Regions from separate parts of the Mus musculus genome. Here regions 2, 3, 4 and 5 are each linked to region 1. Evidence: chromatin loops called from intact Hi-C (ENCODE). Cell type or tissue: left cerebral cortex. All regions are shown on one strand. Each heading gives the region's core, and the rest is flanking DNA. Links, peaks and the distances in the headings are about the cores only.

Region 1 (6,229 bases), core at 710-5,709:
TCACCCGAACCCCAGCATTTGGTTGGTAATGGCTTTCCTGCCGCTCCTTTACTGGCTCAAAGCACTTGGAATTATGCATATTCTTTCATGGTAATAGATAATGGCCCAAGCTCAGCATGAAAGTGGCCCCATCTCCTAGATGGCAGTGAGGTGCCAGGGTCCACAAAACCATGCGTGGCCCTTGGGTAGGGCTACTAATCTTTAAGTGGTCTGACTTGGCTCTCCTTCCCTCGCAGCCCCCAGGTGGAGCTGCCCCCATACCTGGAGCGTGTGAAGCAGCAGGCCAATGAAGCCTTCGCCTGCCAGCAGTGGACCCAGGCCATCCAGCTCTACAGCCAGGCTGTGCAGAAGGCCCCGCACAACGCTATGCTCTATGGCAACCGAGCTGCCGCCTACATGAAGCGCAAGTGGTGAGTGGGAACCGCAGGGGTTTCTCGGTCAGAACAAGGGCTGAAGCACCTGGGCCATGAGACCAAGTTGCTAGGGCATCCACAGAAGGTGGCATTGGCATCCCAGCTCTTGGGGCCTCTTGAACATAGGCCCCCTCCTTTCTACCTAAGGCTGAGGTAGCACAAGACATTTAGTGTGTGGGAGGGAGATTCACACGTTGCTTTGTTATAAGGTGTGAATGGAAGTAGGGATTAAGAGGGGTGGTGATACTAATTACTGGAGAGTTGAGGCTTGGGTTGGACTTTTGAGAGAAGAGTGGGACCTTGATAGATCCGACTGCAGAGCTTGGAGAGCTCATTTGTACCTTTATAAAATGAGTCTGAGGCTGAATGGCCCTGCAATCTGCTTTCTGGGTTCTTACACCCATCACTGGACCACATACGAGCTAGACCTCAGACATACACTGGCCTGTGATAATGGGATAGGCAGGTCAGGATCCTAAGATGCCCCACATCTGCAGAGATCATCAGTGTCCCAGCCCTGCCTGCAGCACCATCAGACAGGCAGGCAGGCAGACCCCATCCCCCAGCCAGGGCCAAGACTAGAGATGGATAGAGCTGGGCCCACAGCCATTTCTGCTCCGTCTGGCATCCGTCGGCTCTGCCCAGACAGACAGGCCAGCTGGTGTGCCATCGTCTGGCTGAAACTAGGCAGGCCTGGGGAAGCTTAAGGAACCCACTCAAGTCAGCAGGATGGGAGTGGGGGAGATGCCACACACAGAGCAGTTAGCTGAAGCCTCGGGACTTTCCCCAGGGATCAAGGGGCACCCACATTCAAAAGAGGACTATCTGGGGCCCAGCCATCTGAGTTGTGTCACCTCTGTTACACTGGTTGGGTAGGGTGTGACAACCCCTTCATCTTGACTTGGCTGAGAGCTCAGCTTCGTGTCTGTATTTTTGCTGAGAGAAGTTGGTGATTTCTGAATTCACAGCTTGTTTTCTGAGTTCCCACTGTGTGCTAGGTACTGGGGAGACAGAGTTCTATCACTCTGAGTCCCTGTGCCCCAGAGTGCCCAGCCACTGAACGAGAATAAACTCTCTGGCATAGTTCGGCATGAAATAGGAAAGATGCAGGAAGCAGTAAGTCTTGGAAATGGTCAGGTATAGTGCTGTGGGTTACCAAGAAGAGTTGAGTCACCTCAGCTCAGGATCAGGGAAGCCTCAGAAAGATGTCGTGTCTGAATGGGCTCTAAATGTGGGCAGCTCAGACAAGGAGATGAGGGGGAGGAGAGGACTGTGGGGAAGGACACTGCAGGGAGAGGAAATGGTGTGAACAAAGGCGTGGGGGCGGGGGACTGACTGAAGAGCCTGCCTCAGAACAGCAAATCCATTTGGCTGGAGCAGAGGGTTCTGGAAAGGACTGGCAGGGGATGAGTCTGTGAGGTAGCCTGGGGCTTGCCTGGAAAGGGCTTGGAATGCAGAGGGTGGCATTTGGCCTTGATTCAGTGTGTGATGGGCAGCTACTGGAGAGCTTTGAGCGAGGACGTGCAGAGGGCTGTCTTTTCAGGGAGATTGATCTGGCAGTACATCTAGGATGGGTGAGCCCTGGGGCCAGCCTGCTCTTTTTTTTTCCCCATCCCCACATGCCTGCCAGTGACCCCTAGAATGTCACGTTCTGTCCCAGGCCAGCCTCCCCAGGGCTACCATCTGCTCCTGGAAACAGACCACCCTCTGGTTCCTGGCTGGTCTCTGGTCTGGCTCTTGCTAGGAGCTCAGAAAGGGGCACCTTGCAGGCAGTAACTGGGTTTCCAAACAGCGCCTGCTCCTTCGTCATAGGCACTCGTTCTGACGCAGAGCACACCATCAAAGCAGCTCTGCTTCCTGCCTGCCCCACATTGCTTAGCTGTCGGTTAGAGTCTTAAGTGGCTACTCCAAGGGCTGGGTGCTCCTCCTGACTGTATGGCGAGAGAGGTCAGGAGACACCTGTGACCTGTGCCCTTGGTGAAGGGACCCTTGGCATTAGTGAGTGCTGCTTGCTGTAAGCATAGTAGACCCACCCCAGCCCAGTAGGAAGCGGGGAGGTTCAATCCCCAGCATTGAAAATACAAACATTTACAGGTTTCTAAAGGGGAAAGTGACTCTCATTGCTGCTTGGCTGTACAGATGAGAAACCAAATTGGGTTTCTGGCAACAGGGAGGTGGGCCTGGAAAAGAGGGCGTCTCCCTCTACCCCTCCAACAGAAAGCCTACACTCCCCTTTATCCATACTTGTCCATTGGAGAAAAGAGTAGAGAGGATTTGGAGCTCCTGGTGTGCACAGCCCCCTCACCATCAGCTTCCAGAGAGCTGACTTTGCCAGACAGTCAGGCCCCATCCTCCAGCCCCAGGAGGTGGAGGCCACAGCTGCTGCAGATCAGTCAGCCAGGACAGAGGGGGGTCTGGCTGAGGGCATGCTGGTCAGACCCTGAGTCCCTGGCCTAACACTTCTGGCTTCTCCAGGCCACAGAACTGTCCTTGAGGGCCCCCTGCCTTGGACATAGCTTTGAAGACCAGCAGGGGGATTTGAGGAGGTGGATGAAGGAAAAGAGAAGGAGGGCTTGGGGAGTCTGCGGTGGGCAGGATGCCAGGCCTTCTGCTGCAGAGCTGCGGGTGCCTGAGGTGAACAGTGCACAGTTGCAGCCTACGCCCAGCAGAGGGCAGCCCGACACTGCTCTTTACTCGCCAAGCCTCAGGCTCCTGGCTTGAGCCTCAGCTTACTCCTGCTCCCAGGGAGGGAGCAGTGGGCTTCGCCAAGGCTTCATCTCCTTATCTCCTCACCCTGAGGGTTGTCAGAGATGGCCTAGAAGTAGCCACAGAAGATGGTGGGAACCTTGTATCTGCCACAGGGCCTCTCTCACCTCTAAGCTATGTTCCTGTACCTTCTCAGGGACGGGGACCACTATGATGCCCTCCGGGACTGCCTCAAGGCCATCTCCCTAAACCCTTGCCACCTGAAGGCACACTTCCGTCTGGCCCGGTGCCTCTTTGAACTGAAGTATGTGGCCGAGGCTCTGGAGTGCCTGGATGACTTCAAAGGGAAGTTCCCAGAGCAGGCCCACAGCAGTGCATGTGACGCATTAGGCCGGGACATCACAGCTGCCCTTTTCTCCAAAAGTGATGGTGGTGAGTGTGTGCCCAGGAGACGCAGCTGTCCGTTCCCTACCCAGAAAGGCCCTGGCGCTTTGATCTAGAAGCCCTGGTTTCAGATGCTGATTATGAAACTCCATGGACTTAAGACAGTCTGACCCCTGAAACTCACTTTTCATGGCTGAAGAAGGAGACGGTCAGCATCTCCCAGTGAAACTCTGTTGAAAGTTAATGTTAGCATTCAAGGCACCAGGTAGAGCCCAGTCAGGCTGTGTGAGCTCTAGCTGGGCCTTCCCACCTGTCCCCAGACGGGCCTTGGCAGAGCACACTGGGCAGAGGCAAGTGCTGTTTGTTGTCTTTGTCTCAGTCTGGCCATGGGCAGCAGGCATGGTGTCTAGGACAGTGCCTTAGTTCTCAGCTTAGCTCTACCAGGTCGAACTGTGTGGCCATGGATCCAGCACAGCCTCCAAACCGGTCTTGTCTGCAAAGGGCACACCAAGCCTTCCCAGTGCCTCTGTAGATTTGTAGGACGAGCTGGGTCATGGTGACCAACTATGAGAGTCTCCAACTATGAGAACTATGTGGGATAGATCTCACTGGAGGCAGATAACTAGCCACGGGATTCGCTCATTCCATGAGTAGTGTTCAGGCTGACGCCAGCGATGCAAATTCCTACGGACTTCTCTTAGTTCTTGGGAGTAAACCTGGGGGCAGATGGCCTGGCATTGCCTGGTCTGGGTTGGAAACTGTAGCACAGGGGTAGAGGAGACACTGAGGGGGGGGGAGGGAAGGGAAGCCTCCCACCTCCCTCACATCTCTCCTTCCTCACCTCTTTCTCATCTCTCCTTGCTTTCGGCCCCAGAGGAGAAGAAGGCAGCTGGTGGTGGTGGTGGTCCAGTTCGCCTTCGAAGCACAAGTCGCAAGGACTCCATCTCAGAAGACGAAATGGTGCTACGGGAACGGAGCTACGACTATCAGTTCCGCTACTGTGGGCACTGCAACACCACCACGGATATCAAGGAGGCCAATTTCTTTGGCAGGTCTGAGGCCCTGAGCAGGAGGAGGGCACACATCCCAGTTGACAGCAGGGTTTGAGGGGTTGCGCCACGTGGGAGACATAATTTGAGGGTACTCGTGGTCTGGCACTGCCTCTATACCCTTAGGTTCCTCCAGTAGCCTCTGTTTGTTTGTCTGTACAGTGAAAGCAGCCACACCACTCGTGGAATCATAACAGACCGGGCTGAGCAGCATCAGTGCTGTGTTGGGAAGTTCCCTCTGCCCCTCCCCACTCTGTCCAGTGGCCCAGAGCTTGCTGGCTTTATCTGGACACTTGGAGCTTTTGTCTGCTCCTGAAAGGGAGGCTAGAACTATGAGGCTGGGCATCTGAGACCGTGCCCTGGGGACTAGGGGACACAGCCTGTGTTCTCAGACACTCCCACCCCAAACCCCACCCTTGCTTTGTTTATACCCTTTGGACTTACATCCAGAGGGTCTCTCTCCAAAACCCCCTCTGACTGTCAACAGTGTGAGAGGCCTATATTATGGATGAATGGACTTAGGATTTGCTAGTCGGCGTCCAAGAAGTTTTGGAGAGATAGATACAAGAGATGGCCCTACACCAGTGAGATAATAATGACCTCGTGGATACTGTCGTGCCACATTGGAGGGACCCAGACAGCACTGATGTTGGTTTTTTGTTGTTGTTGTTGTTCTGTTTTGTTTTTGTTTTTTGAGACAGGGTTTTATTGTGTAGCCCTGGCTGTCTTAGAACTCACTCTGTAGACCAGGCTAGCCTTAAAATCTCAAGAGATCTGCCTGCCTCTGCCTCCCAGGTGCTGGGATTGAAAGTGCACCACCATGCCCAGCAGCTGATGCTGGGTTTTCGTACAATCATGACTGGTATATGCAGCTTGGAAGTGGGAACTCATTTGCTTAGGAGAGTTCTGAGTCGAGGGTAGCCCCTTGACTGTGAGGAACTGAGTAGTCCCAGGCCTCACCCTTTCCCTCCAGCCTTTCCCTCAGCCTCAGTCTCCCTCCTGACCTCCCGTCCTTTGCCCCTCACCAGCAATGCTCAGTACATTGTCAGCGGCTCTGATGACGGCTCCTTCTTCATCTGGGAAAAGGAGACCACCAACCTCGTCCGAGTGCTGCAGGGGGATGAGTCCATTGTCAACTGCTTGCAGCCCCATCCCAGCTACTGCTTCCTGGCCACCAGTGGCATCGACCCTGTTGTGCGACTGTGGAACCCACGACCAGAGGTGAGGCCACAAGGAGCATAGGGCCTGCTTGGAGCTGGGCTTCAGTGCCAGGGAAGGGAGGGCAGCCGTACAGGCTAGAGACTGCCAGGAAAGATAAGCCGCAAAGTGGGAGCCCCAGGCCCTAGGAAGCTCTAATGCAGTGGACGTTTCTGGGGTGAGATTGGCTTTTGCATTCTTGGGGCGTATCCTTGAACTAGCCTTGAAGGCGAAATGCCCGTATACCAAGAGCAGGTGTGCAAGGGGAGGAACAGAACTAGACCAGCCTCGTGTGGGAACACCTCAGGCTTCATATGCTACTGCGAGGGGTCCTGCAGAAGCTGTTAAAGGATTGGGGGTGGGGGGTGCGTAGACTTTGGAGTTGATTGCTTTGCAATCTTGGGCACAGAGCACTTAGGCCAGTGTGGCCTCCTCTGCTCTCAATGCCAATGGGCAGGTAAGCCTTCCAGAGACAGCTAG
Region 2 (6,229 bases), core at 444-5,443, 64 kb after region 1:
AAAAAAATAAAAAATTAAAGTTACACCAGGACCCCCTGTAAGCCACTCACCTGCAGCGCCCTCTGAGAATTTACCCAGCATGCACTCTTCCAGCGCTCCTCCTCCCCGAGGAGGCAGAAGGTAGCATAATAAACAAAGATGCAGCTACTGCTGAAGTCTTCAGACTCTACAGGACCTTCCCAGATACCTGGGAGGAAGAGGAGACTGAGATGGTAGGGGTTTGGGCTGGCCCAGCCCTCTCACTTGGAATTCACCCTACCGAGGAAGCTCCTGTAAATTCTCATTCCCATGCCAGAACGCAGACTCCTGTCTCCCCACTGCTCTGTAGCAGTCAGGAGTGGAAGAAGTCCACCCCTGCACCTGCTGCCAATCCAAACTGGCCTGGGGCAGGGGAAGCCAGGGAAGTGCAGCTAGGGGCTGGATGGGTGTGAGGGCTGGCTGGACCCTTCCCTTCTCTTTGCATTGTGGGGAGGGGGCTTACGGCTCAAATGTGACTCCTCTGAGTGAGTTTAGCCTATGAATAATGAATGATAAATCCAGTTTCTTCATTAACTTTTGTTGACACTCAACTCATGACAAAAATCTCGTAAGCTCCAGGGAAGATTGGAATGAATATATATATATATATATACTGTCGCCAGTTACCCATTTAATTTGCAGGTTAAGAACCCAGGTATTAGGGACTGGCGAAATGGCTCAGTGGGTAAGAGCACTGACTGCTCTTCTGAAGGTCCTGAGTTCAAGTTCAAATCCCAGCAACCACATGGTGGCTTACAACCACCCGTAGTGAGATCTGATGCCCTCTTCTGGCGTCTGAAGACAGCTACAGTGTACTTATGTATTATAATAAATAAATCTTTGGACTGGAGCAAGGAGGGACTGGGTGAGCAGAGATGAGCTGATGACCTGAGTGAGTAGGGTTGACTGGAGCAAGCAGAGGTCCAACTCCCATCAACCACATGAAGGCTCACAAACATCTGTACAGCTATAGTATATATATACTTACAGAAGGAGGAGGAGGAGGAGGAGGAGGAGGAGAAGGAGAAGAAGGAGAAGAAGGAGAAGGAGAAGAAGGAGAAGAAGGAGAAGAGGGAGAAGAGGGAGAAGAGGGAGAAGAAGGAGAAGAAGGAGAAGAAGGAGAAGAAGGAAAAGAAGGAAAAGAAGGAAAAGAAGGAAAAGAAGGAAAAGAAGGAAAAGAAGAAGAAGAAGAAGAAGAAGAAGAAGAAGAAGAAGAAGAAGAAGAAGAAGAAGAAGAAGAAGAAGAAGAAGAAGAAAAAGAAGAACCACCAAGATATTTAGAGCATAGATGTTGCCCCCAGAGGCCTCAGCTGGATTCCTAGCCTTTTCCCGTGGCCTTTTTTCCCTCTCCCAAGCCAAGTCGTCCTCCAGCTCTGGAGCTCTGCTCTTAGGACAGCCCAGTGGTGTGGCAAGCTCCCCAATCCCAGCACTCGGGAAATGGGATCTCTGGGAGTTGGAGGCCAGCCTGGTCTACAGAGCAAGTTCCATCGCTATGCAGGGAAATCTTAGGGGGGTGGGGTGGGGTGGGGGTGGTGCTTGCTGCTCTTCCAGTATCTTTCAGATGACATATGTCCAATACTGTGGATGTCACTTCCCACGGTCTTCTGGTCTTCTGCCTTGTCCATTCCTAACCTCTGTCTCCACCTTCTGCCTTGCCCCATCCAGTGTCTCTTCTAGGGTGCAGCCTGTTATTGTTTTGTTATGTTTTTAGCTTAAAAATAGGTGAGAGAGGGAGAGAGTAGAGTGTGTGTGTGTGTGTATGCACGTGTGAGTATAGGTGTCATGTGTCTAACAGAGAGAATGTGTGTGCATCAGTGCGCAGATGCTCGAGGACTCTAGACAAGCACGTCAGATCTGCTGCAGCTGGAGGTAGGGGCAGTTATGAGCTATCCAGTGGGGGCGCTCCGCAGTCAATGCTTGCTTTTAACCATAAAGTCACTCTCCAACCCCATGCCGCTTGTTATTGAGACAGGGCCTCCCTGGGCCCACTCTGGGCCCCTAATTTCAATACCTCTGCCCCCGGCCTCCCAAGTGTTAGGGTTACAGGCAAGCACTTCCACGCCTCACTTATCTTTCTCTTATTTTTTTATGTATATGAGTACACTGTAGCTGTCTTCAGACACACCAGAAGAGGGCACTGGATCACATTACAGATGGTTGTGAGTCGCCCCATGTGGGGTTGCTGGGAATTGAACTCAGGACCTCTGGAAGAGTAGCCAGTGCTCTTAACCGCTGAGCCATCTCTCCAGCCTCTTGACTTATCTTTCTAAAACTAAGTCTGACCCAGACCCTTTTCTGCCTAAAATTCTTCCATGGCTCCCCTTTGCCCTCCATGTCAGTAATGCAATGTCCTCTATGAAGTGGCCTTTGCAAAGATTCTGGGTTCATGTTTGGCTCTCCCACGACCCCTAGCTTACTTTCCTTAGCCTTTCCTCTCTCCCACCTCCTCCTGCTCGCCTTTATTTCTACCCGCAAAGTACTCTGCACTCACAGACCTAGAGAATGTTCACAGAGCCTTTACTTTCCTCCAAATAACACCTCCTCCATGAAGCCTTCTCAGACTTCTGGCCCTGTAGGAGCTGTCCTGTCAGGTATGCCTGGCTTCAGTGGACTCTGGCTCCCCCTAGGGAGTTAGAGAGAAGTCACCACCGGGCTTTGCCTGTTGCCTCTTTTTTTTTCTTACCCCCTGGAGTGTCCAAAAAATGGGAAAGACTGGAAAAGTTCTTGAGACCTGGGAAAGGGGGTGGTGGTGGATTGAGAAAGGCCCCCAAGTTGTTTCCCAAAAGCCTCCACCCAGATTCTGGAACAAGTAAGGGACCGAGCAGTCCTCTCAGATCCTGGGACCTGGGGAAGAGGTGCGCACTATAGAGCTATGAGGAGAGGCTTACATGCCTGGAAACTTCCACCACCCCCGTCTGGCCTGATTCCAAGTTCCTCACTCCCGTGGACGCCTCCTTAGCCTCTTAGCGGCAGAGCAGGTGGCTGATGTCCTGCCCAGAGATAAAGGACCAGGTGTCAACTGACTCTGAGGTCTGAGTACCCTAAGGGAGGCCCCATGAGCCAGCATGGGGCAGAGCCAGCCCTTCTCCAAATTATTATTTTTAAGATTTATTTATTTTATGTATATGAGCACACTCTAGCTGTCTTCAGACACACCAGAAGAGGGCGTCAGATCTCAATACAGATGGCTGTGAGCCACCATGTGGTTGCTGGGAATTGAACTCAGGACCTCTGGAAGAGCAGCCAGTGCTCTTAACCACTGGGCCACCTCTCCAGCCCCCGCTCCTCCAAATTCTTACTACTCCTTCCAATGTTGGCTCCTCCGAGGGCACTTACAGCCCTAAGTAGCTGAGAGGGCCCAGCCCTAGTCTGTGCAAAAAGTAAAGTCAGAGGGTAGACTCTCCCTTGGGATCCATCTTGCCTAGGGAGCCAAGGTAGCCCTGGAATTCCAGAGGCAGATGTCCTGTGTCCTGCCCAGTGCTCAAGACAAAAGGAAGAGGAGGAGAAGAAGGAAGAAGAGGAAGAGGAGGAGGAGAAGGAAGAAGAGGAAGAGGAGGAAACAGAATTTGGTGTTCTCACCTATTAGCATCCTTTTCTGGCTCTGTATTGGGGACAAGCAATTGTTCCTTTCTGAGCCTCACAGTCCTCTGCAGTAAAACATGAACAATGCAATCTACCTGGTACACCCCAGGATCCTGGGCACTCTCCCACTTGGAGCCTGGTGCAGAGGCGGTTCCCACGTCGTCATTGTCCACACTCAGCACCTGCACCCCAGTGTCTTAGTCAGTGTTCTATTGCTGGGAGGGGACACAATGACCATGACTACCTTTCCTATTTGTTTGTTTGTTTGTTGAGACAGGCTTTTCTGTGTATCCCTGGCTGTCCCAGAACTCACTCTGTAGACCAGGCTGGCCTTGACCCCACAGAGATCCACCTGCCTCTGCCTCCTGAGTGCTGGGCACGAAGGCAGCAACTCCTGTAGAGAATCATTTAACTGGGGAATTGTTTACAGTTTCAGAGGTTTAGCCCACAATCACCATAGTGGGGAGCACGAGGTCACAGAGGCACGGATGCTGCTGGAGAAGTAGTTTCGGGCTACATCCTGATCCTAAGACAGAAAGATACACACAAAGGCATGCAGAGGGAAGACAGAGTTGGGTTTTTGAAACTTCAGAGCCCACCCCCAGTGACACACCTCCTCTAACAAGGCCACACCTCTTAATCCTTCTTAAATAGTACCACTCCTTAATAACTAAGCATTTAAATATATGAGCCTATGAGAGCCATTCTTACCCAAGCAGCCACATCCAGCCTCCACAGGCTACCTTGAGGGCCCTCTCTGCCAGGTCCCTGGCATCCCTTACCTTGAGAACCTACAGATCTCTTCTCTCTAGGACTTCTTGGGACACCTGAATAACTGGGCAGGGGGACCACTTTGCTGGCTTCCAGCTCCAGCTCCCTGGGTTCTACATGGAAACACAGGGCCAACGTGCACAGGGCGAACATATCTCCTCCAGACTTTTCTGCCATTCCTTCTACCTCCTAGATTCTAGATATCAGGACCTCCTGAGATGCTGAGGTTCTGTGGTATTTATATCCTATTTACATATGTTGTGATATTTATATCCTATTTACATAAATTTACATGAAAAGGCCAGATTACCAAACTCTCTCACCCTGCTTCTTGAGATGAGGAGAGAATGAGTGGTTGATGTGGTGAGCATTTGTAGGACCCTACCTGGGCATCTGGGGTGACCCTGAGCCCTCAGGCAGGCAGCCCTTTAAATAGGAGCAGCTAGAACAGTAGGGCCCATAGTAGACCCATCTTGTGGGGTCTACTAGAGGTGGGTGCCAGCATAGATGGACCAGGCTGTGGGGGAAATAACTTGAAGCAAGACTTCTCCCCATTGTCTCCCAGAGGCACACCACCTCAACTGGAGCCAGCAGGGTTTGGGGCATTTCCTCCCTCAGGCCTCAGAGAATTGGTATTGCCTTGTGTAGCTCTGCCTCTCTGTGAAGGTCCAGCCCCATTGCTGTCTCTACCGTGTGGTCCTTGTGAACACTGTTAATAGTGGCCACCCTTTATGGGTTATCTGTTGCATTCAAATGTCACTCTTAGTCGTGTGTGTGTGTGTGTGTGTGTGTGTGTGTGTTCACTCACGATGCAGAGGCTAGAGGTCAGTATTGAATATCTTCCTTGATCACCCTTTACATGACTTAAAACACATTTTATTCATTAACTTATTTTTGAGACATGGTTTCAGTTACATAGCCCTAGTTGACGTGGGACTCCCTGTGTAGATCAGACTGGCCTTGAACTCACAGAGATTTGTCTGCCCTCTGCCTCCTGAGTGCTGGGATTAAAGGTGTTCACACCATTGGCCAGGGCACACTTGCCTTTTATGTGAGAGCAGAGGGTCCAAGCTCAGGTCTTTATGTTCACACGGCAAGCACTTTACTGACTTTTTCATCTCCTAAGACTCCCCTACTCTACTCCTAATCATGGGTCCTGCTACAAAGCACTGGCTAAATGGGTAGGTTTTGTTGTTTTGTTTTTGTCTTGTTTTAAGATGTATGTATGTATGTATGTATGTATGTATGTATGTATGTATGTATGTATGTATGTATGTATAGGAATATTCTATATGCATGCCTGCATGACAGAAGTGGGCATCAGATCAGATCCATGGTTGTGAGCCACCATGGAGTTGCTGGGAATTGAACTCAGGACCTCTGGAGTAGCAGCCAGTGCTCTTAGCTGCTGAGCCATCTCTCCAGCAGGCCTAGGGATGGTTTGATTACAGAGCACGTGCTTGGTATTCCTGAGGCCTGGGTTTCAATCCCAGCATTTGCAAATGCACACACATGTGTACATACACATGAACAAGAGAGAAAAAAAAAAAAGAGGCTCTCCTTAGGCATGGTGATGAAAACCTTTAATCCCAGCACAGATGAGGCAGTGGCAGGCAGATCTCTGAATCTCTGGGGCCAGCCCAGTTTATCAAGTGAGTTCTAGGTCAGGGCCAGCCATGGCTACATAGTGAAGCCTTGTCTCAGAAACAAAAGGAAACAAAATAATGTGCCTCAGAGAGAAGCCATGATTTTGCTGTACCACAGGGCCACAGAACTTCCAGCCACACCCTGTGCAAAAAACTCCACCCCACCCAGAGAAAGAAGTACCCTCAGGGACGTGGCTGGTTGGTCCCTTTTG
Region 3 (6,229 bases), core at 345-5,344, 350 kb after region 1:
CGGTTGATGGTGGGTGAGGCAGGTGGGTAGTCAGAGGACATTACAGTTGCCTGGCATGGCAGTGGAAATCAGACAGGACTTATGGAGCCCCTTCAGTTTCAAGGAACTGTTCTAGGCTTTCTGGGAGCAAATGCTGCTTATCTGCCTTAGGAAAGCTGATTAACCTCTCTGTGCTTTGGTGGAACGCCCAAGAATACCCCGGAGGACTGCTGTGAGGGTTAACATGTGCAGGAAGCTGGATGTGAGGACTGGGAGATCAGTTCTGAGGTGAGAGACTGATAGTCACGGCTGGTGCTCAGGCCTGCTTCTTAGTGTCACCAGGGCTCCTATTTCCTTACTGGTCTTTTCCTCCCCTTCCTCTTCCTCTTCTTCTTTTGGAGACAGGATGTCTCTGTGTGTGACACTGACTGTCTTGGAAGTCCCTCTGTAGATCAGGCTGGCTTCAAACTCACAGAGATCCGCCTGCCTCTGCCTCCTAAGTGCTGGGATTAAAAGGCCTGTGCCACCACCGGGCTTCCTTACTTCTTGTGCATAAAAATAGTGATATGGTAAGGCAGTGGTACCAATACCTGTCTGTGCACTATAACCACCTGGACAGTTGCTTTGCTTGTCTTTGTTTTTAATTCCAAAGCCCAAGCTGTACCTGAGACTTATTAGACAGCAACCTCTGTAGTAAGAACAGGTACCAGTATTTTTGATGCCTCCAAGTGGTTCCAGGAAGAGCACTGTGGTAGTGAGAAACAAGGCATGTGGCTTGGGCCCATCTGCCTGAAGGCACCCGTACTTTAAGAGGAGAGGCCTGTAAGAGACACTAGCTTGGGGTGGGAGGTTCAGAGAAGAGACTGTGGACTCCCGGAGGACTGAAAACACTCTCCCCTCTTTCTCTGGGTTAGGATCTGGGGTGCTTCTGGCAGAGGTGGATGCTGAAAGCTGAGCCCCCTGTTGACGCAGAGTTCCTGCTCCGGCAGGTAGGATGGCTCAGTGGGTAAAGACACGGGTGACCAAACCATAGTAGGAGGGAATGAGCTCCTGTGAGCTGTGCTCTGACCTCCAGAGGAGCGAGACAGTGGTGAGGCAGAGGCCCAGACACACACACACACACACACACACACACACAGACTTTGTGACACAGCCGTGTTGTGTCAGGAGTGGCAGCCCCCCTGCTCTCTGCTCAGGAAAGGTTCCAGCAGAGTTCTCTGTCCCTGACCTTGTTAAGGACGCAGGCTTCTCCATAGGTGTGACAGGAGACACAACCCTGGACAAACAAGCTGTATGCCTGTATGCGTAGGGCAAAGGCAGCCAAGTCGCCCAGCTTGGGCTGTGTGGTTATTTGCATGACCAGCCTGGCACTTCCTTGGTGCTGGCTACAGGGACGAGTCAGCTCAGTAAACAGATCCTGTAAGGATTGCGGCAAAGCTTCCATCTGGAATCATTTGTTTGTTCCGATAAAGAACCTCTGGATCTGGATCGAATCGCGTGTCCCGTGTTCTTGTGTCCGGGAGCTCACCAGCCCTCCCCTCCCCTCTCCTCTCCCCGCTCCTCCGCCCCACTCCCACCCCCACAGCCTCTGACAGGGCATTACGTCTTCTGCTTGCACAGTGGGTGCATGCAGTTGGGAACAAGCTGGGGTTTTGAGGCCGAGAACTTGGGGCTGGGTTTCTCTATCTGAGTTTCTGAGGTCAGGCACTGAAACCTGGGTACTTGTGGCTAGGTGCTTGGACTTGCTGTCTGTATGAGCAGACAGACCTGTTCCTGCCCCTGTCTCTTCCGGGTAGCTTCACATTAATGACGCTGTTTGTCCTGCCTGTCTATCTTAGGAGATGGCAGAGGCTGAAAGGCAAGAGAACGCTCTCCCTGGCCTCTTCGCCTGCCTTCCTGGGACCCTTCCCTCTCCTCACCGGGAGGCCTGGGCGTCCTAGTCTTCCACCCCTCCCCCCAGCCATCTGCTTAAAGGACGTGGCTCCTCAGTTCTTCACAGGAAGCCACAGGCCTCTTCTGCTTCAGCAACCTCCGCTGCTGCTGGCCCAGGCCCCTTTCCAGGTCAGCTTAGTAACGCCCGGTTCTCAGCATTTCCCTGTACCGCCAGCCAAGAAGCCTGGGTGGCGGTGGCGTGTTTCTCTCTTTCTCCTCTAAAACCTTATGGCTCTGTCGGGGGGTGGGGGTGGGAGGTGCATAGGCTGTGAACTTGAAGACAGACCTGATGGCAGAGAGGGTCCTGAATTGTGGAACTAGGGGTTTGGGAAGGAGAGCAGGAGGAAGGTCCTTCAGAGACCCTGGGAATGATCACTCCAGCGTCCAGGCTTCCTGCTGCAGAGCAGAAGCCGAGGTCCATTCATTTCAGTCTCGGAAGACTGTGGTGGAGACTGCCCCAGGGAGGGCTTTTAGTAATTGCGGAGCAGCTCAAGGATAATGAGGGCTGATGAAGTCTAGCCCGGGACTACAGTGCCACCTGGTGGTCATGTTCGTACACTGCACCATGAGATTGTGGCGCCAGCCTTAGGAGGGGCTGACTGTTAAAGGGTACCAGGGCCTGGAAGGAAACTCCCTAGATAAAGGGATTTGATGAAAGGTCAGGACTAAGTCAGCTGACATGGTATGCCTGTAGTCAAGTGCTGGAGGAGCCTGCGGCCGAATTGTTGAGCCGAGGAGTTCAAGGGCAGCCTGGTCAGCACAGCAAGAACTTGACTGCAAGGTGCTGGAGAGACGGCTCAGCAGTTGCTGCTCTTCCAGCAGACAGAGTTCCATTTAGTGACTCACAGTGACCTGCAGCTCCAGCTCCGCCCTCTTCCTGCCTCCCTGGCACACACCCATCTTTAAACCTTCAAGCTAAAAACAAAGACACATCCTCTAACGTCCACACTTGGGAATGACACTCTTGGTCTGGATGAGACTCCTTTAGCACCATTTGACAGACGAGAAACCTGAGGACCAGAGATGACCTTGACATTGTCTTACAGCAAGACAGTCAGAAACCGGGGTCTGAATTTATTTTATTCTATTTTATACTTGGGATGGAGCCCAGAGTCACTGAGGTCTAATTTGGGGCTCGTCTTAAGATGTAGCTCCAGAGTAAAAAGCATTCTCTGTTAGTTTCTAGTCACCCCCTTTGTGACCAAACATGGCACTGCCCAGCACCAACCCCACTTTAGTCACCAAAGTTGGCACTACAAGATGGCTTTTCCCCAAAATAAACTCTGCTCTGAAGCAAGAGGATCTGAGAAGGCCAGGGGTTACAGAGCGTGTGCGTTTGCTCAGCAGACACTTTAGAAGAGGAAGCCCAGGGGGCTGGAGAGATGACTTCTTGGTTACAAGAGCTCCCTGGTCTTCCAGGGGACCCGTTAAGTTCCTAGACCTCACATCAGGGAGTTAACAACTGTCTGGAACTATAACTTTTCTAAACCGCACACATGCACACACTTAAAAACAAAATCTCATAACTGGGTAGTAGTGGTATACCCCATTCAATCCCAGCACTCAGGAGGTAGCTAGCATATCTCTTCGAGTTTGAGGCCAGCCTGATCTACAGAGTGAATTTCAGGATAGCCAGGGCTACATAGAGAAAGCTTGTCTCGAAAACCAAAAACAAACAAAACAAAACAAAGCCTTATAAAAAGCCAATCGCATTAGCAGAGGAAACCTCCTGGCTTTAAAGAAAGCAGATTTGGGACCCTAAAAACGCAAGGAACTTGTCAGGCTGCAACCCTGCAGCAGGGCCATGACTCAGTGGTGTGTCTGTCTGAAGGCCACTGCCAGAGACAATTCTAAAAGAGACAGATGTCACGTGGCCCTGCCGCTGCTGTGTGTCATCATGTCGTCTGGTGCTGTGTGAACGTAATAATCAAAACCCGTGAAGACAGACAAGGGTAGGGGTTATCGAAACAAATGGGGGTGAAGAGAAGGCGAACAGGAAGGAAGAGGGGGCCTCGTGGATTCACTCTGAGCTGCAAGTAGGCAGGAAGTAGGTTCCTTGTGCGGTGGGGTCCTTAGCGCCTGGTACAGTGCCTGGCGTGGATTGATCACTCAGTAAATGTCTAGGGGATGAAGGTGAAGAATTAAGCTGCATTCTGAGAGAGCAGTATGCGGCCATCGTCAGGGTAATTCAGCCTGAGGGATTGCTGGGGACTGGGACTCAAAATCCAGCAACCCCAATCAATACTCAGGAGGCCGAGGCAGGAGGAGCATCATGAGTTTGTGGCTAGCCTGGGCTACATAGTAAGACTCTGTCTCAAACACTAATTAATTATGCGGTTGGAGAGATGCCTCAGGGAGTAAGAGCACTCTCTGTGCTTCCAGAGAACCTGGGTTCAGCTCCCAACATCCATACAAAAGCTTATAGCTAGCCATCAGTACTCCAGTTCCGGGGGATCTGACATCCCCTTCTGGCCTCCTTGGCCAGTAGACACACACACACACACACACACACAGTGCACAGACGCACACTCAGGCAAAAACTCCTCCCATATGCATAAATTAAAAAATAAATAAATAAATATTTTTTAATTATTAATTAAGGTATATATATATACATATATGTATATATATTTTAAACTAGACTTGTGGGAGTAGAGCTGTACATCTTTCTTTGATGATGTCCACGGGAATAAATGGATAGGGGCGCCCCAGGACAGAGTAGCCCTAATTAGATGCCAATCTTTGGGAGAAAGGGAGAAGAACTCTGAGCCCCTGGGAGCCATGCCTGGCTGCAAAGTTAGATTTTTGAATTCCCAGGTTGCTCCCTGGTTATTTCCTCCACTCCCTCATGGTGGCGGCGGCTGACATTTACTGACTGCTTGCTGTTTGTCCATACCATGGCCAAGCCTTTCTGTGCTGTGCCTCTGCCTCATGCGTACGTCTGCCAGACATGTTTCTCTGGGGACAAGCCAGTGGTGGCAAACAATTGCCATCTGCAGAGGTGGCCCTGAAACCGAGGCCAGGCTGGAACAAGCAGGGTGGGAAGAGGAGGTGACTCAGGAAAACTGTGAGTTAGCAGAGGCCTCAGGGCAGCTGCCTCCAATCCGTCCTCACTGGTGCTGCCCCGGGGGCTCCAGGTTGCCTAAACCACGGTTCTTTGGGAAGCAGCATCTATGGGATACAGGTAGATGTCTTCCAGCAGTGTGAGTGTTCACTGCATGCTTGGGAACCAGAGAGCCCACTCAAAGGTGGACCCAATTGGATGAAATCCATAAGGTGATTCTTCCTCTTCAGGGTTGGATCCCCCCACCCAACACACACACACACACACACACACACACACAGACACAGACACACACACACAGACACAGACACACAGACACAGACACACACACACACACAGACACACACACACACACACAGAGACACATACAGACACAGACACACAGACACACACAGACACACACACACACACAGACACACAGACACAGACACACACACACAGACACACACACACAGGCACACACACACAGACACACACATACACAGAGACACACACAGACACAGACACACAGACGCACAGACACAGACACACAGACACACACACACAGACACAGACACACACACACACACAGACACAGACACACACACACAGAAACACACACACACAGACACACACACACAGACACAGACACACACACACACACACAGAGACACACACACACACAGACACACAGACACACAGACACACAGACACAGACACACACACACACACACAGAAACACACACACACAGACACACACACACAGACACACACACACAGAAACACACACACACAGACACACACACACACAGACACAGACACACACACAGACACACAGACACACACACACACACACAGAAACACACACACACAGACACACACACACAGACACAGACACACACACAGACACACAGACACACACACACACACAGAAACACACACACACAGACACACACACACAGACACAGACACACACACAGACACACAGACCCAGACACACACACACCTTTGTTTTTTTTTGAGACAGTCTTGATATGAAGTTAGGCTGGCCTGGTCTTGAACTCTGGATCCTCCTGCCTTAGCCTTCCAAGTACTGAGATTACAGGCATACATCACCGTGCCTGTGCTGTTGCCGTTAGATTTATCAGGTCTTTTTGACCTTTTCCTGCCTTGGTCTGGCTACTGAGATGTCGTCCCGTCGTCCCCCCCCCCAACACTCCCACTCCGCCCCAACACACACAAACATTAAATCCACCCAACCTAGCTTGGGAAGTG
Region 4 (6,229 bases), core at 432-5,431, 240 kb after region 1:
AGATCTAGGCATGTTTGATTCCCAAAGGAGCCTGAAGACTCAGAGCTGCAGAGGAACCAGGACCTCAGTGAGCTGCATGGACCCCCAACTGCTGAAGGGTCCCAGGGACAGCAGCCACTGATCAGTGTCTATTGTTTGGTCCTGACCTAGAGCTGGATAGTTACGGCTTTTGCTCTATGGACAGGTTGCCATATTGCCCAGTACTGGTCCATGGGGAGAATGCAAAGCTGAATCAGGGATAGGGCAGTGTGGGAGAGTACATTCCTGTGGACCCCTGGGGTAGGCAGCAATCTCCAAGCCACTGACAGTTCTAAGCACCACCAAGGAGGGCAAGGCTGACCTGTCTGTTCTGCTCACGGCACCTCTCAACATCTGGAAAGGAATGCAGCCCACAGGAACTGCGTGCAGAACGTTGCAGTCCACATACACAAGCCTCTGCGTCCTCACAGATACCCAGGAGGCACTGTGTGGTTTATTATCCTGGTGCTACAGAGCAGAGAGGCCCAGAGCCCTTGTGAACCTCGCCTGAAGCCACACAGCTGCTCAGAGGCAGAGTTCTCAATTCTTTTAAGGCCAAACCCTCTTTCTCCTCTCAGCTCCTGCAACAATCCTTTAGCCACTTCTGCAAAGGCTCCTTCTAGAGCTGTGGTCTAATTTAAGGCTGGGAGGAACACTGAAATTATCTAAGCCATTGGCTTCTAAACCCTGAGCTCAGGGGAGCGGAGGAGCTGTGTAACACTCCAGATACCCAGGCCCTAGTCCAGGAGGGCCTGACTCACACATCTGAGGGACATCTGGGAAGCTGTCATTTTAATCTGCAACCTCCCCTCCCCCAGTGAGTACCCTGTGCTCTAGTTCCATTTTACAGAAGAAGAAGCTGAAATGGAGAGGTTAGAAGACTTCACTGTTCGTCCATTCAGGCTGGTCTTTATTTCTGTCCACTGCCCCGGGCTGCACCCTTCGCCTCCCCTGCACCTGCTAACTCAAGGCTCTCTCTCATGTCTGGCTGTGGACCTGTACCACTTCTAGCCCAGCTCAGCACTGCCCCTCTCCCTGCCCCCTTCTTCTCTATTTCCCACCCCCCCCCCATGTACACACACGCCTGCACCCCCAAAAGATCTCTCAATGTAACCTGGAACTCTTGTGTGCACCATGATGGCCTAATGGCAGCTGGGCAACCAAGGAGAACCTTGAACTTCTAATCCTCCTGACTCCATCTACCTACTCCACGTACCTAATGGTATATTACCACACCCAGCTTTTGCCATGCTAGAAACTGAACCTAGAGATTTGTGCACAACAGGCAAATACTCTACCAACTTGGCTACATTTCCAGCCCCTACCTTCTTCCTGGGCGTCAAGGTTTTACTCTTAGTCGTGGTTGGTCTGGAAATCACTATGTAGACCACGCTGATCGCACCCTTGCAGCTATCCTCCTGCCTCTCTGCCTGTGCTGAAGACACAAGCATGTACCACTCCACCCAGTGAGCCAGCTGGCACTGCTGTTCTTGAAGAGAGAGCACCTTCAGAGTGTGGAGGCAGCCAGGCAAGGGTATGCATTTGGGAGGCAGAGGCAGAGGCAGGTGGCTCTCTGAGTTACAGCTGAGCTTGGTCTACAGTTCTAGGACAGCCAGGGCTACACAGTAAGAGCCTGCCTCAGAGCACAACTCTAGGAAGTGGCTTGACCTGGCTTTTGGAGATACCTACACCAGGAGTCCCTCTCCTTCCTCACTGAGGGTGGGGCTGGCCAGGCCTTCCTGCCTTAGAGACCTCCCACTTGGGGCCCAAGGGCGTAATCTTGGCAGAAGAGACAAACCTCCTCTGCAGTGGCTGCTTCTGCTCCACCCACCCATGAAGACCTTTGGCCACATCCTCCCGACTGTCCACTGCTCTTTTGCAGCCTTAGGATCTGAGGGAAGCAGTTGGCTCCCTTCCCCACCACACCCCAACAGGCAGCCATTCTCTTGGCGTCTTCTCAAAGGTACCATCTAGCCCAAGTCTGTGAATGAAAAGTCAAAGGGTCCTCTGTCTGCTTGTCTGCTTCTGGGTCAGTGTCTGAGCTTGCCCACAGGGACAGCAGCTGGCTAGGAGGGGGGCCCCAACCTGCAGAGCAGAGTGCCGGGAAGCGCCAGCCCACATCCTTGATCCCCAGCCCCACCCTCCCCCACTGTGGCTGTGACCACCCCACCCCTTCCCCAGCCCTCCTCCCCTCTCACCCACCCCTAACCTCCCCTGGGGAGCCAAGCTGCCAGTCCCAGCTCTCACTTCCGGCCTCATGACCCTCTCTGCAGCCTGCGAGCACTCCCCTCCCATTTCCCTCAGCCCCCTCAGTCTGAAGGCTCCTGGATGTCCTTAAGCTCTTAGCAGTGGGAAACATGGCTGCTCTGAAACCTTCCTCAGGCCCTCTCTTCTCCACGGAGGCGTTACCTCCCAGGACTGCCAGCCCCCTTTCTCTCAGGAATTTCATGTTTCACTCTCTTGGTCTTCCCTTCCTTTTAGCCCCTAGTGCCCACCTAATTCGTAGATCTTCTAGCAAGCAGACACTTGCCCTAGATCCTAAGAAGGACCAGTCACTTGTTTTTTTTTTTTTTTTAAGATTATTTATTTATTACATGTAAGTACACTGTAGCTGTCTTCAGACACACCAGAAGAGGGAGTCAGATCTCGTTAGGGATGGTTGTGAGCCACCATGTGGTTGCTGGGATTTGAACTCTAGACCTTTGGAAGAGCAGTCGGGTGCTCTTACCTGCTGAGCCATCTCACCAGCCCCAGTCACTTGTTTTGCATTTAAATGTGAACACAGAGAGGCTTAGTCATGCCCTTAAGGACACACAGCCATGCCAATCAGCTTTGTTGTCACCTAAGTTTGGTTTTGTTGGGATCCTTTAAGTCAAATTGCTTCATCATCCAAAGATTCAGACTAGCCCTGGCCTCCTCAACTATCTCAACTACCACTTCTAATCTCTTTTCCCCCAGTTTGTTATCAAGATGCACTACCTCCCCTGACCACTAGGTGTCCCCCTGGAGCCACTGATGCCCCAAGGGGAACTGGTCCTGCCCCGCCCCCATCATCTCCCCCAACCCCAGAACAGTACAGCACTGCATACCCCACCCTACCCTATCCTCAGCCACACAGAGCTCCTTTGTACAGCCCCCGCCCACCCTCTTCCTGTCCAGAGTGGGGCACCTGGCAAGCAGGTCTGTTCCTGAACCGCCCCCTGCCAGCCCCTTGCCCCGAGTGCCAGGTGTGTAGGCGCCACTGCCAGCTCTCACTGAACCCGAGGGTCACCTCATTGGCAGCCCTCCCTTCCTCCCTCCGAGGTCACCCAGGGACTGTGCTTTCCGCCCCACTCCACCCCCATTCCCTCCTGCCCTTGGCCCTTCCAGACTCCTGTCCTTGTCTTTCCTTCTGTCTCCCAGAGGACTCCCTCTTCCAGTACCACTAGCACCTCCTCCCACCTCTCTCCCGCCCCCGCCCACATCCCTCCCCAGAGAGAGCCAGTTCGGCCACGCCCCTCACTGCCGACCAGGTCGGAAGAACTCCTCCCCCTGGAAAGTCACTGTTGAAAAGGAAGTGACTTCAGCAGTTTGGCCACAAGGCTGGGCATTGCTGAGCCCAGCGCAGCCCAAGTCCTGCCCAGCCCACCTCCAAAACACAAAGGGAGCCATGTGCACATGCCACCTCACCTTGTGCTCAGAACCCTGAGCACACACAAACCCACCCAAGGGTGTTTGAGTCTTGGTCCACTAGTACCCTGTGTGGTAGACAGCCCAGGATACCCACACCTGCATAGGATCCATAGCCAGCAGTCACCACTACAGCACACATGTGAAGCTCTTAACTATTCCCCCCACATAGGCCACTTATGTAACTCTTGCATACACAACCCTGTGCACTAAGGACAGAGAGCCCCACACACCTGCTTGCACACAGACCCAGCACAGCACATTTACAGCCTCACATCCTCCTGCAGCCCTGCCTCCCCACCCTTCCCATCCCTGGAGGCCCAACCCCCATGCAGACCTCAGGAATGCTCCTTTGGAAGTTGGGTGGGGTTTCCAGCAGGCTAAACTCTAAGGAGCTTCCTGGAGCCTGAGGCTTCATGTGTCAGTTCAGGGAGTTGCCTCTATAGGGCAGGGCAGCCCCACCTGGCCTCTGTGGCTGGGAGCCTGGGTGGGCTAAACCTGGGCCACAAGAAAGATGGGTCCTGCCATGGCCTGCCCTGCGGCCAGCTGCCGGGCATGCAATCACACCTGGACTACCATGGCCTCTCAGCTCTGTAGAGGAGTCCTGGGGAGGTCAGCTGCATATATCAGGCACGCTGGCTTCCACCTCTGCCCTGAATCCTGGTCACCGTCACAACCCATCTCTCCGCCCAGTTCTCCAGGTCATGGAGGCATAGGGAAGAGTCCTCAGGCTAGGAGGCAGGATGCTAAGGGACTCACTGTGCCACATGAGCCTCTATTCCCTTCTCTGGATAATGGGGAGTTCGAATAGGCTAGATTAATGTCTCTCTCTCTGCCTAAGCTAAGAGGCGATCTTTGTTACACTGGCTCACAGTTACCTGCGCAGGCTCTGCAGAGGCTGGACTCAGCAAGAAAGGGCTGTCTCCACCAGCATCAGCTTCTCCAGGGTAGTCTTTGCAGAGGCCTGAGCAGTGCCACTCCCCCGGTCACCTGGGACCCTCGGCACTCACTCAGCTGGCTTGGCTCTGGGGTCCAGGCCGATGGGTAGACAGTCAGGCAACCTCCCCATCTGTAGAAGCAAACACAGCACACCAAAGATAAGCATAGATGGAGCATGGACGGAGGAGTCAGGCAGAGGGCAACTGAGCCAGGTGGGCATGCTCCACAAATACCAGTCCTGATCTGACTTTACCCCACTGCAGAGGCTCAGTACCTACCTACCATCCCACCTTCTTTCTTTGAACTCTTTAAAAATGCAATGACTTGGAATGGAGAGATGGCTCTGTGGTTAAGAGCACTGGCTGCTCTTGCAGGACTCTGGTTCAACTCCCAGCAACCACATGGCAGCTAACAGCTGTCTGTAACTCCTGTTCCAGGAAATCGGACATCCTCACCCAGACATACACGCAGGCAAAGCACCAATAATACGCATGAAATAAAAATAAACGACTTTTAAAGTTACTTTTAAAAAAGACTTAATTATATTTTAAATGTTTTGCACGCCTGGTGCCCACAGATCAGAAGAGGGCGTCAGATCCCCATGGAATTGGAGTTACAAGATGGTGGTAAGCTACCCTGGAGGTACTGTGAATAGAGCCCAGATCCTTGGAAAGAGCAATAAGTGCTCTTAAGCCCTGAGCCACTTCTCCAGCCCCCAGTCCCTGTCTCTTACATCCCAGACTCCTGTTGAGAAGCAGTATCTTTGCAAGTCTAGATACTCACACGTGTGCACAAACAGCACACCAGAGAAAGTGGAGGGAACCTGGCCTTGGCTCAACTCCTTATCCTGTCTACAGCCTATATATTCTTCCCCATTTTCTCACCCCTAAAAATGAGGAGTGACATCTTATGAAGCAGAGAGACAGCTCTGGGGCTGGTAACTGTACAAGTCTGAGTCGCTGTCCCTAGAGGAAGAGGAAGGTGTGCCCACTGCCATGGAGGTGTATGTGGAGCTGGCACCTGCCCAATGCCAGCAGCAACTGGATATAGCTCTTGTTTTTAGATACAGGGTTTGTTTAGGTCCCCCTAACTGTTCTGGAACTCATTCTGCAGACCAGGCTAGCCTAGAGATCCACCTGCCTCTGTCTTCCTAGAGCTAGGCTTTGAAGTGTGCACCACCACCCCGTCTGGTTTCTTTAATAACCATGGCCTACCTTGCCACTCCAGTTTCCTGCCTAGTAGCTGGCCCCATTGTCTGCACTGAGGCCGGGGAGAGTGGGGGAGTTTAAGAACCAAGCATCACAGAAGCTTATAGGTTCTAGTTACTTGGGAATGTGCATTGGTGAGACTCAGTCATCTGTGTAGATACACACATCTGTATGTGGGTTGCTGGGGCTACTCTGCCTGTCAGTGTGCATCTCTGTGTGTCAGTGTGGGCAGCAGCATGCTTAAGACTGTACGTGTGGGAGGGCTCAAGTGTGGCTCAAAGGTATAGCACTTGCTAGAATACAAGATCCCGGGTTCCACTCCCAGCACCACAGAGAAATGAATACAGTTCACACATGGATCCTGAGTTTGATCAGTAGTGATTGGTATTATCAGC
Region 5 (6,229 bases), core at 596-5,595, 89 kb after region 1:
GGTTGGGAGAACAGGAGGCGTCTGGGGCGGGCACCTAGACGTCCGAGTAGCGGGTGGTGTCTTATTTGGGGCTTCGGCTATCCAAGGCAGGAGGCGGAGTCAGGCCCAAGATCCAGGTGTCCGGGCAGAAGGAGGGGTCTGACTCAGGAATCCGGCTTTCACCAGGGGGTGTCTGCTACGGAGACCCAGTGGTTAGGAGGAAGAAGGGGGCAGTGTGTGTGGGGTGTCTGTCCGGAGTCAGAAGTCTGGGAGAGTGTAGGGGAAATGAGTTCCCAGGTGTTACCCTGGGAATGTCGAGTGGGGGCTGGCAAGAAGCTGCACCGGCTTTGCCTGGGGGCGGAGCTTGAGGCTGGCAGTGCCCATGAATCGTGAGGGGTCTGGGAGCTTCAGGAACCAAGTCATCGTGTCTGGTGGGAGGGAGCTGACTGCTCTTCTTCTTGACGTGTTTCCCTCCCCTATTCATGAGCCTATTGAGGGCACACCTTGAATCCTGTGCTTCCCCTATTCACTTATGGTAAGCTTTGATTCACTTCTTTGACCACGTGTGGCCAAGAGGTCTTCAGGACTTAGAGGAATGGAGGGGAGGGTGAAGGGACACAGAAAAGGGATCACCGAGAAAAAGGGACCCCTGTTTAGAGGCCTGGAGGCATCAGAGGACAAAAACCACAGGACATGAATTGGGGGTGTGGGGTGTGCAGGACATCCGTACCCTACCTGTTATCCTGACAGCTTTCTTTTCTCGAAGGGCCTCCTGTCAGGATACGGGCCTGCCAGCATCTCATAGGACCTTTCTTCTACAGGTACCATGATGTGGGGAGCAGGAAGCTCTATGGCCTGGTTCTCAGCTGGCTCAGGCAGTGTGAACGTGAGCAGCGTGGACCCAGTAGAGGAACCCACAGGCCCAGCTACACTGCTGCCCTCTCCCAGGGCCTGGGATGTGGTGCTGTGCATCTCAGGCACCCTGGTGTCCTGCGAGAACGCGCTGGTGGTGGCCATCATTGTGGGCACTCCTGCCTTCCGCGCCCCCATGTTCCTGCTGGTGGGTAGCTTGGCCGTAGCAGACCTGCTGGCAGGCCTGGGCCTGGTCCTGCACTTTGCGGCTGACTTCTGCATTGGCTCACCAGAGATGAGCTTGATGCTGGTCGGCGTGCTAGCAATGGCCTTCACTGCCAGCATCGGCAGCCTGCTGGCCATTACCGTTGACCGCTACCTTTCCCTGTACAATGCTCTCACTTACTACTCAGAGACAACGGTAACTCGGACTTATGTGATGCTGGCCTTGGTGTGGGTGGGTGCCCTGGGCCTGGGGCTGGTTCCCGTGCTGGCCTGGAACTGCCGGGATGGCCTGACCACGTGTGGTGTGGTCTATCCACTCTCCAAGAACCATCTGGTGGTTCTGGCCATCGCCTTCTTCATGGTGTTTGGCATCATGTTGCAGCTCTATGCCCAGATCTGCCGCATCGTCTGCCGCCATGCCCAGCAGATCGCCCTCCAACGACACCTGCTGCCTGCCTCTCACTACGTGGCCACCCGCAAGGGCATCGCCACATTGGCTGTGGTGCTTGGCGCCTTTGCTGCCTGTTGGTTGCCCTTCACTGTCTACTGCCTCCTGGGAGATGCCGACTCTCCCCGTCTCTACACCTATCTTACCCTGCTCCCAGCCACCTACAACTCCATGATCAACCCTGTCATCTACGCCTTTCGCAACCAAGATGTGCAGAAGGTGCTGTGGGCCATCTGCTGCTGCTGTTCCACTTCCAAGATTCCATTCCGGTCCCGGTCCCCTAGTGATGTCTAGTTTCATCCTGGTGAACCTGTGGCTTTGACTACTATAGAACTCCAGAGTGTTAGGTCCACCAGGGCTTAATTCCAATCCCCAGCTCCACGCCCTTAAGACCCAGCTGGTTCTGGAGTTCTAGGACGTTGGGTGTTTTAGGATCTTATTCAAGATTCCTGCGGGGGGCCCACCCCAGCTGACCGCGTGGCTCTAGAATGTTCCAGATGGTCAGGGTCCCACTCGGAAATGTCTCACAGCCCAAGTGGTTTGCAGTTCCAGAAGGCTGGGAATTTTACAGTACCATTCCAAGTCCTTGATCTTCCTTCCCAGAAACTTGACCTTGATCATGTCGCTTTTGAATTTCGAAGCTCCAGAGTCAGAGGTTAATCACTTAGTTGCCTAGATGAGAGAAAGATTTATCTCTATATATGTGGACATACAGAGAAGGTTTATTTATTTATTTATTATTTATTTATTTATAAATTTGCTTATGGGTGGTAAGGGGGAAAAAAGAGACCTACACCTAGAAATCTAGCTCATATCAGGGTATCCTCAGCCTCCATGACCCCATTTCTGACCTCAGTTTCCGAAGGGGGCGGGATGGAAAAAGAGAAACCACGTATTTTGTTATTTTTGCTTATTTTTTATCAGAGAAATCATAGAAACCAGAGCCTCCTCCCCAGGCCCGCACTGCTCGGGTTTGCAGGGAGAACACACCAGCCTCTGGTTTTTTATTTTTTTAAGAAGCCATCACCTGAGCAACCGAGAATTCCTCTGCGCTGAGGCCCGGCTTCCCTCTGGTGGCCATTTGGGGGAATTGCAAACCGACAAGGCAGTCGGGATTGTAAAATGCACCCCCATCTCTCACTCCAGCCTGGCTTTCAGCGCCACAGCCATGGCCTGGGGGCCAGGCCTTACCCTGAGGTGCCCGAGAGGAGGCGGGACAAGAGCCAGTACCCCCACCCCTCTGCCAATCGGGTTATGGCCCCCAGTGCATTCCTGTTCAGTCCCCAACCCTACTCAATAAAAAAAAAATGGTTTTTTTGGATAAATGCTTGTGTCTGTGCATTTGCATAGTGTGGAGTTGAGCCAGAATAGTGGGACCCATAATGCATCTGGGAAATTAGTATCCCTTGGACCAAATCCTGGACATCAACTTGCAAGAACCTCCCTATCCAGGGACGAGAACCAGGATACTCCTCTTAGTTTGAAGGTCCCCACAGCTTGTCCACAGTAGCCAGATCAGGGCTTAGGCATGCAGAACATGTTTGTACCATGCAAGTTCCCTTCACAGCAATAGCTGCCTTCCACTGTGTTTCCTCTGGGCTACATTGTGCTAAGGGTACATGCCTAGCTAGGATGGATGGCACAGGCTATCTGGTCTCCACCTTAAATGTATGAGAAAACTGCTGAGGTCATACAGCTAGAAATACAAGATAGTATTCAAACCTGGAACATCTGTTTCCAAAACCTGTCCTCAGTCTCCTGGACAATGACTTTTCCTGTTTGTTTGTTTGTTTCCTACCCTGGAGCTCAACCTTCTGGACCTTGCCTTATGTCCTTGGGATCAGTGGCCCACATTTGGGAGGTGGTCGCATTGGAGAGCTGGTGTTCGCAACTGGACACTGGAACTGCAGGGGCTTAGGAAGGGAGGAAGCTCATCGCAAGAGCAGAGGCAGCGTCAAGGGAAGCTCTGAGCTGGGGCCGTACACGCCTGCATTCTCTGTGTTGGAGAGGCAGAAGCCAGAGGAACATGAGGTACCAGGCCACCCTCAGCTACACATTAAGTTCAATTCCAGCCTAAGGCACTTAAACCCTAGCAACACCGTAGCAAGGGTGGAGAAACAAGAGTTAAGAGCTGCTTCTACAGAGGACCTGGGTTCAATTCCCACTACCCACATGGGGGCTCCCAACTGCCTGTTACTCCAGTTCCAGGGGATCGATCCAGCACTCTCTGCTGGGGACAGATACACATGTAGACCAAACACTCATTCACATAAAATGGAAAGGCAAACAACGGTGGCAGTACGTGTCTATAATCCCAACCCTAAAAGGCCAGCTTCAGCTCATAGCAACTTTGAGGCTAGCCAGCTATGTAAGGCTCTATTTCAAGAATACATACATACATATGTACGCCCATACATACCTACGTATGCATGCTCTGACTAGGTCAGCCGGAAGGAATGGTCCATCTCATGAGAACATTTCTGCCCACGTTACAGTTCTACCATCACACAGCTAGAGAAACTGAGGCCCCAAGATGAGCAGCTTGGTCAAATTCAGTTGTGTCAGGTCTGCTGGGACCACAGTTCTATCTCCATTCCCCAAGTTCCTGCTCTTTTTCCTAGAGTTCAAGACTCCTCTCTAACAGAGGCTCCAGGGTCCAACTCGCAGGCACACAGTGAGGGATGCCTACTAGCTCAGGCCGAGCCTTGACTGTTCTCTCTCCTCACCTTTTTTTTGGAAGGTCCCTGGGAGGAGCTCTTCACTGGGCAAGCTCCTGCTCCAAGCCAAACTGGAAGCCAAACAATTCATAGACTAGCGCCTCGGCATAGGCAGCAGGGCAGATGCTCCATGCTTGAAGAAGATGGATGCTGGATATAATGGCATGTCTATTCCCAGCACTGAGACATTAAAGCAGAAGGCCAGAGGCTCAAGGCTGGCCGCAACTACATTGTAAGTTCAAGGCTATTCTGGGCAACATGAGACTCTGTGGCACACGCCTTTAATACCAGCATTCAGGAGGCAGAGGCAGGCAGATTTCTGAGTTCAAGGGCAACCTGGTCTACAAAGTGAGTTCCAGGACAGCCAGGGCTACACAGAGAAACCCTGTCTCGAAAAAAAAACCAAAAAACAAAAAAGGGCTGGAGAGATGGCTCAGCAGGTAAGAGCGCTGACTGCTCTTCCAAAGGTCATGAGTTCAAATCCCAGCAACCACATGGTGGCTCACAACCATCTGTAATAACATATGATGCCCTCTTCTGGTGTGTCTGAAGACAGCTACAGTGTACTTACATATAATAAATAAATAAATCTTTTTTAAAAAAGAGAGACTCTGTTTCAAAAAACAGATAAACAAAAAATACAAAAGAAGAAGGCTTTGTGAATAAGTTGAGCACCGTGACACAGACCTGTAAATCCCAAAGTGCTATGTAATTCCAGTTACTGAGGCAGGAGGATTGCAAGTTCCAGGTTTCTCTGGGCTACAGAAACTCTGATAGTAACAAGCCATCACCTACTCCCTGATGTTCTTGCAGATAGCTTAATGTCTAGTAGAGGAACTAGAAAAAGGTTTCCAATCATTACAGTTAGAGCTGAAGAGATGATGTAAGCAGTTAAGAGCACATACTGCTCTCACAAAGGAACTGAGCTCGCTTCTCAGGACTCACACTGGGCAGGGCTCAACTGCCAGAAACTCCAGCTTCATGGGATCCAACGCCCTCTTCTGACCTCCACCAACATCTGTACTCACACAGCCACATGCCCATACACAGATAGCCATACGTACAAACAATTAAAAATAAAATATTTCCAAATATAAAGTGGGCTGGAGAGATGGCTCAGCAGTTAAGGGCACTGACTGCTCTTCCAGAGGTCCTGAGTTCAATTCCCAGCAACCACATGGTGGCTCACAACCATCTGTAATGGGATCTGATGCCCTCTTCTGGTGTGTCTGAAGACAGTGACAGTGTACTCGCATACATGAAATAAATAAATTACATACAGTTATTTAAAAAAGAAAAACAAATCCAACCCTGCAGTGTTAGTGACTGAAACCTTGAATAAAAATAAAATTGGGAAAGAGAATAGATGAGTAATTGTAAGATGAAAGTAAAATAAAAGCCTTCCTGGAGGCTGGGGTTATAGTTCTGTTGGCAGAGTCTTTGCCCCACATGCACAAAGGTTCAATCCCTCCTGTGTGCTCCTGCTGGTCTGTGTCTGTGTCTGGGTAGTCGGCCCCTAGCTGCTCTTCCTCTACCCGATTTCTCACCCCATGCTTGGTTCTACCATCAATCTAAATGGTTTGGAGACACATACTTGTAATTGAATGATCTGGGAGGTGGAGACGAGATGATCACCAGGTCATCTGAGGTTGCATGTGGCGTTTGAGGCCAGCCTGTGCTACGGGAAACTCTCCAACAACTTAAGAAGGAAAGAACGTCCTCCCAGAAAGGTCACGTTTATGGTCAATTGAGCTGGGATTTGAACCCAGGCCACATCTGCCTCCAAATCTCTTTCTTTACTGATTTAGGAAGTAAGTTTTGGGAGCAAGTAAAAAAAAAAAAAGGTTGGCCAGGCATGTGGGGCCCTGTGCCGATGCTAGGGGGAAGCTGGTTTCTCCAGGTTGAACGTTACTGTCAGAGGTGGCGCTGTACGGAAAGCATCTTCATGCTGAGTCCCTTGGATCCCAGTGAAGCCTCTCCCAGATCGTTTTCTGTTCTAGGTGGGTAC

What was found. Hi-C counts contacts between places; a loop is a spot of excess contacts. Peaks named below come from ENCODE experiments on the same cell type or tissue, not always from the same donor. Only the 100,000 strongest peaks of a DNase experiment are listed, where the experiment ranks them.
Region 2: it touches region 1 in a loop (5-fold over the local background); 19 of 42 quality-filtered maps call a loop at or near these places.
Region 3: a loop joins it to region 1, with 3 times the contacts of the local background. A loop is called at or near these places in 18 of 42 quality-filtered maps.
Region 4: a loop joins it to region 1, with 2.8 times the contacts of the local background. A loop is called at or near these places in 4 of 42 quality-filtered maps.
Region 5: it touches region 1 in a loop (6-fold over the local background); 27 of 42 quality-filtered maps call a loop at or near these places.

Annotation. Positions count from the first base shown.
Region 1 is chr4:133,294,742-133,300,970 of GRCm38, reverse strand. It overlaps Wdtc1 (WD and tetratricopeptide repeats 1), which reads left to right. Exons shown (of 16, transcript NM_199306.4): 12 at 237-410; 13 at 3,316-3,551; 14 at 4,378-4,555; 15 at 5,581-5,773. Among named protein-coding and RNA genes, the nearest start is that of Tmem222, 20 kb to the right of the region's middle. In left cerebral cortex, for the core only: a CTCF peak has its summit at 3,055 (motif pointing right); DNase peaks (open chromatin) are centred at 1,054, 1,720, 2,193 and 3,074; H3K27ac peaks cover 3,267 bases.
Region 2 is chr4:133,230,163-133,236,391 of GRCm38, reverse strand. It overlaps the pseudogene Fcnc-ps. Among named protein-coding and RNA genes, the nearest start is that of Map3k6, 7.5 kb to the left of the region's middle. In left cerebral cortex, for the core only: CTCF peaks have their summits at 814 (motif pointing left) and 2,630; DNase peaks (open chromatin) are centred at 2,639 and 2,928.
Region 3 is chr4:132,941,924-132,948,152 of GRCm38, reverse strand. No RefSeq gene overlaps it. Among named protein-coding and RNA genes, the nearest start is that of Gm36518, 16 kb to the left of the region's middle. In left cerebral cortex, for the core only: CTCF peaks have their summits at 2,451 (motif pointing left) and 4,738; DNase peaks (open chromatin) are centred at 1,608, 1,893, 2,440 and 3,217; H3K4me3 peaks cover 383 bases; H3K27ac peaks cover 1,118 bases.
Region 4 is chr4:133,053,540-133,059,768 of GRCm38, reverse strand. Ahdc1 (AT hook, DNA binding motif, containing 1) reads right to left here. Exons shown (of 7, transcript NM_146155.3): 3 at 4,566-4,756. Among named protein-coding and RNA genes, the nearest start is that of Gm26615, 27 kb to the left of the region's middle. In left cerebral cortex, for the core only: a CTCF peak has its summit at 2,994 (motif pointing right); DNase peaks (open chromatin) are centred at 1,555, 3,040, 3,640, 3,795 and 1 more place; H3K27ac peaks cover 2,631 bases.
Region 5 is chr4:133,205,936-133,212,164 of GRCm38, reverse strand. It overlaps Gpr3 (G-protein coupled receptor 3), which reads left to right. Exons shown (of 2, transcript NM_008154.3): 2 at 801-2,825. The coding sequence starts at 806. The coding sequence ends at 1,798. Among named protein-coding and RNA genes, the nearest start is that of Gpr3, 3.5 kb to the left of the region's middle. In left cerebral cortex, for the core only: CTCF peaks have their summits at 2,569 (motif pointing left) and 4,764 (motif pointing left); DNase peaks (open chromatin) are centred at 1,758 and 2,559; H3K4me3 peaks cover 5 bases.